Regions from separate parts of the Homo sapiens genome. Here region 1 is linked to region 2. The links are chromatin contacts, found by Hi-C or POLR2A ChIA-PET in ENCODE. All regions are on one chromosome and are shown on one strand. Each heading gives the region's core, a stretch centred on a gene start or an enhancer-like site at or near the end of the contact. The rest is flanking DNA. Distances are from core to core; before and after follow the strand shown. Region 1 has its middle 25 kb from the start of LCLAT1. Region 2 overlaps LCLAT1 (lysocardiolipin acyltransferase 1).

Evidence for each region. A loop is a pair of places that touch in the nucleus more often than their neighbours do. ChIA-PET counts read pairs that join two places held with the same protein, here RNA polymerase II (POLR2A). Pooled maps may share reads with other maps.
Region 1: a loop to region 2 is called in a pooled map, with 3 times the contacts of the local background. The contact joins two enhancer-like sites. A Hi-C loop is called at or near these places in 3 of 168 maps with a recorded cell type or tissue (Right ventricle myocardium inferior, cardiac septum and heart left ventricle) and 7 of 50 pooled maps. POLR2A ChIA-PET finds 5 or more read pairs at or near these places in 6 of 52 experiments (A549, A673, H1 and 3 more).

The regions. Positions count from the first base shown.
Region 1 is chr2:30,421,217-30,423,916 of GRCh38, forward strand. No RefSeq gene overlaps it. Among named protein-coding and RNA genes, the nearest start is that of LCLAT1, 25 kb to the right of the region's middle. Within about 2 kb of position 1,380, at least 16 of the 41 ENCODE cell types and tissues checked have a DNase peak (open chromatin) inside an H3K27ac peak, as active enhancers do.
Region 2 is chr2:30,502,456-30,505,155 of GRCh38, forward strand. The region is part of intron 1 of LCLAT1 (lysocardiolipin acyltransferase 1); the gene reads left to right. Among named protein-coding and RNA genes, the nearest start is that of LCLAT1, 57 kb to the left of the region's middle. Within about 2 kb of position 1,301, at least 3 of the 41 ENCODE cell types and tissues checked have a DNase peak (open chromatin) inside an H3K27ac peak, as active enhancers do.

The sequences.
Region 1 (2,700 bases), core at 130-2,629, 81 kb before region 2:
ACTTTCTCAACCTAGTCCTTGCAGCATCCCCACCCCCACGAAGCAGGCAATCTCTTTGCAAGCAGGATGGGGAAGCTCAGAGAATGTCACTGACTTGCTCAGAGTCACACAGCTTGGAGTTATGGTTCAAACTTGGATCACCTGGCTCTGAGTTTGGTATTCATACACATCGCTGACTTTATAGATCTTAAAGTTTTTTGTCTTAGTTATCTAGGCAGTACAGCTAGTAAGTTAGTGAATATTTTTAGGCCAAAGGCTGACATAATGAGATTTGTTTGGAAGGGGCATTCTGGCAGAACACCCACAATAAGATGTAAGAGATATAGCACAACTCCCACCTAGAACTATTTCTCACCACATCACAGGCTGCAGGTGGAGATGCATGGCAACGTTGAGGGAACTCAGACACCCAATCTGATGCACGGCATACCAGGAGGTGGGGAGGGGATCTGCAGAGACCTTTCACTGAGTTTTGGCACACAGACTGCTAAAGGAAAGCCTCCGTGGTGGGCTTGAACATGAGCATAGAAGAGCTCTTTTTAAACACAGGCCTTGAGCTGACTACAGGGGTCACAGGCAGAATAGCAAACAGAGACAAGACTATAAATAGCAGCTGCAGCTGGAAAGCAAAAGACAGGCCTGACCTGTGCATAGTATAGAAAGGACCTCAGGCAAGCCATCAGTCTCACCCTATTGCTCCCTCCCCTTGCAGAGGCCCCTCCCCACAACAGGCATCCTCAGCTCCAGCAGAGAAAGACTATGCATTATCACTGGAAGAGCTGTGAACCTGAACAGATTTCGTCCTCCCCAATCTAAGGAGTTAAAACTTAAAACACGGCGAGTCGACTTCAGATCTGGGGACAAGGCTCCTCCGAGTCCACCCTGCAGGGCTGTGAGCCGATCCTTTATTTCTGCTTGGTTGTCATTGTTCAGTTCTGTCTGCTTAGCCAGATTGGAAATGGTTAGCTGGAAAAAATTATGGTGCTGTCTAACATGATGTAACAAGATGTCATCTTCTAGCTCCAACGCATAAAATGGATTTACAGGAAGGAGAGGAGAAAAAAAAAAAAAGAGCAAAGCCCCAGGGAGCGCTTGACTCAGATAAAAACCACTGGGTTTTGTTTGTGAATGTCTAAAAGCTGCATGTTATTTTACTTAGAAGAACATGAGAACAGACTGGCATTTCAGGGGAAACAAAAGTTGTGGGCTACACAGCCCAGAGGAAAAGTGTGCTGAAAAAACTAAAACTAATATTCATTTCATATTGCACACATATACAAACACACCACAAACCCTATCTACCAATCACACAGACACATAAAATATGTGCCACAAATACCACCCCCGCCCCCAACACACACACAGGGCATACACACAGGAACACATACCACACCCCTTCTAAGCCTCGCCCAGGCATGACATGCACTCACCACCCACACACATTGTCGCATATCCTCTAGCATCGCCCCAACACCCTTGCCACAGTGACAAATACACTCATTCTTTTTACTCAAGAATCCTTTAATTCCTATATCACTGAGCCATGCAGGTGAGCATATATTCTGGGTCTAAGCTTTTCAGAGCTCCCTTTTATGAAGACACATACTGGAAAAGACATAGTGGAAAGAGGGTCAAAGGTTTTGTGGTTCTTTTTAAATATACAGTGGTTCTAGAAAGGCACATTCTAAGCCAATCCTAATATACTGCAGGGAAGTAACATGAATAAGAAAAGATATAATAGGGGCCGGGGGCAGTAGCTTATGCCTGTAATCCTAACACTTTGGGAGGCCGAGGCGGGTGGATTGTCAGAGCTCAGGAGTTCGAGACCAGCCTGGGCAACATGGCAAAACTCTGTCCCTACTAAAAATACAAAAAAGTAGCCAGGCATGGTGGCACATGCCTGTAGTCCCAGCTACTCCAGAGGCTGAGGCACAAGAATTGCTTGAACCTTGGAGGTGGAGGTTGCAGTGAGCCAAGATCATACCACTGCACTCCAGCCTGGGGGACAGAGCAAGACTCTGTCTCAAAAAAAAAAAAAAAGAAGATATGATAGGATTCCGTGGTCATTTGTGTTCCTTAGAACTCCATTACTTTCTTTCTACATTTGAAGCAAGTTCTCATGTTGCCTCGGGGGACTGTCAGTGCCTCAATTATACACATACACCGAAAATAATGGCATAGAAGGAAAGGGAAAGATTGGGCAACCCATAGTCTTTTTAGACCTTCTTCCCTCATCAGCATGCCAAAGGCAGGCGGTGTTGGTAGGATGTCATATATTAGGAAATGAAATAAAAATCATTGAATTAGTTTTATGCAGAGTTTTCACTGTTCTGCTAAAAACTAAGTCCATACACATGTATGAGCTATAAAATATGAATTTTGTAATTTCATTAAACACTCTTATGCCTATATTTAAAACTGGCATTATACAACATAAACATAAATGATAAAATTTATGGTGACAATTTTTAAATGATCATTTTTCTTAGAAGGATCTTATATAGCAAATTTTAAAATGCCATGACAAGTTGAGAGGGAAACTGCAGAAAACAAACAAAAAAGCTTTATATTTTAGTACCTTTAACAACACTCTTCTCCTGCTATTTGAACAAAAGACCCCAAATCTCCATTTTCCATGGAGCCTCACTAATTCTCCAGCAGGCCTGAGTATCTATCCTTTTTTTTTTTTTTTTTTTTTGA
Region 2 (2,700 bases), core at 51-2,550:
TCACCACTGTCTAATTTTAGAACCCCCCCTTCATAAGCTTTGTACTAATTAGTAGTCACCTCACATTCCCACTGTCCCCAGCCCCAGCCCTAGGGAACCACTGGTCTGCTCTCTGTCTCTGTAGCTTTGTCTGGTCTGGGCATTTCATGTGAATGAAATAATATACCATGTGGCCATTAGTGATTGGCTTTTTTCACTTAGCATAGTGTTTTCAAAGTCCATCTATGTTGTAGCATGTGTCAGTACCTCATCTCTCTCTTTTTTTTAGTATAATATCTACTGATAGATATACCACTTTTGTTTATCCGTTCAACAAGTGAAGTCTATTTGGGTTGTTTCCTCCTTTACTATGAATAGTGCTGCTATTGATGCAGGACAGGTGAGCCCCCAAATTGGGGCTTAACCCAGGAGAATTCTTGGCTTTACCCAGGAAAGAATTTAAGGGTGAGCCAGTGACAGCAGTCATTTATTGAGCAGTACTGTTCCTTGCAGAACAGGGCTAACTCACAGGCAGTGGGCCCAGAGTAGGCAACGTATGGTCTCTTGGCAGTTGCATTTATACTTACTTATACCTACTTTCAATTACATGCAAATTAAGGGGCAGGTTATTTAGAACTTTCTAGGAAAGGGGCAGTAACTTCCAGGCCCTTGCCAAGGAAGGGGTTGGTAACATCCAGGTCATTGCCATGGCATTTATAAACTGTCGTGGCGCTGGTGGGAGTGTCTTATGCTAATGGACAATGGGGGCAGCTAGGGATTGCTTTCCTTGCCATCTTTAGATGCCTGCCTGTTTTTTCACTTCATCTTGTCTGGGCCAGATCCTGTTTTGGCCAGTAGGGTTGTGACCAGAAAACAAGTCCTGCAGGTCTCCTATCTCACTATGAACATTTATGTGCCTGTTTTTGTGTGGACATATGTTTTCATTTCACTTGGATTTATATATCTAGGACTGGGCTTGCTGGATCATATTGTAACTCTATGTTTAACATTTTGAGGACTATAATAAGTAATTTGAAAAGTAGTCCCTTAAATAACAGCTAGGTGGAGTATACTAGAGTTACCCTAATCATTTTGAAATGATTTCACATAATAGAGTTCCACTTAGCATGGGTGTATGTGGTTTTAACTTTTACATCTTGAAAGGAAACTTTGTGTAGTAACAGGAAATTGTTGAAATATAGTGTACTTGCTGTTTGAGAAGAAAAAAATGGTGATATTTTTAAAAGTTTGCTGCTAATAATTCAGATTGTTTGAAACAGTTTGGAGGAAACAAAACCAAACAGAAATCTGAAACCATGGAAAAACTTCCTTGTGACTAAACCAATCACTGTGCAGTGTGTACCACAAAAAATAATGTCAAGAAGTCCGCTTCTTTATGTCTTTGCATTTTGTCCTAGCTTGACTGAGCACTGTTCTCCCTCAAGACTCAGGCCTTGGTTGTATATTAATTGCTTTTCTCTGTTTTAGTTGATTTTCCTTAGCCTTCTAAGATCCCCTTCTAATGGAAAGAACGCTTAGCCGGTCACAGGAGATGTGAGGTCTTAGCCTGACTGTCACAACTGGCCTCTTTGAGTTGTGAGCAGAGAAAATTTCTGCTAGAACTTTCTTCATGCTTAAGGGACTTACGTGTGTGTGTGTGTGTGTTTATATATGTGTGTGTATATATAAACACATATATTACACATATATACACAACATAAACATATACAACATATTACACATAATATGCATTACATATATAACATATTACATAACATAACATATATTACATGTAACATATATTTATGGGCTCATATTTTGTGTAGATGGATTTAATTTCAGTAAACCTGCTTTCTGACTTCATCACTTAGTTCTTTTATTATATTAATAATTTTTCTGGCTGTGTCTCATGAAGGGAAAAACAAAACATGAGCTTAAACTTCAAATGGGAAGAGATAAATGCTACTCAGTAAACCAAATGATGGTTTTATTAGGCTCAGGATCTTTGGTGGTGCCAATGTAGTTTTAGTTTACTAAATACTTTTATCATTCCTATCTCAATTTATGTTTTCAGTCTTTCTAACTTGTTGTTGAAAATTTACTTTGGGCTTAATGTATGGCAAGCAATCATCTTCCTAAGGGGTATGGGTTGTTTCTACCTTAACATTAATCTTTTTGCTTTGATTATGGGATCATGGAAAAATAGCAGTTACTGACAGGCAACTTACTTTGGCTACAGCTAAGCTACTTCTTTTTCCTCTCCCCTTCCTTTTCTCTCTCCCTTCTTTCCTTTTAACCCTATAAGTAACAAATGGAAATGTTCTCTATGAAACATTAGAGAAAGGTTTAATTCCCTTTGACCACCATCCTCAGTCACAGCTGTCCCATCCCATAGAGGCAACCGCATGTGTCATTGGCAGGTATTCTTCTAGACAGATCTCTGTGCATTTGTAATTATTTATATAAACCATATGGCATTAAGCCTTTTGGGGGAGGGTGTGGTTTCCTTCCTTCCAAAAATGGTATTGCATTTTCTCTTAGCAATACATCTTGGAGAGCAGATCAGTTTAGAAAATACAGCTTGACTGCATTCTTTCCAGCTGCTGCATATTGTGTCATAGTATTTGGATGTACCATAGTTAATTTAGCTCTCTCCCCATCAGTGGACATTAATGTTTCTTCTTTTTCTGTTACAGACAATGCTGCAAGGAAACATCTTTG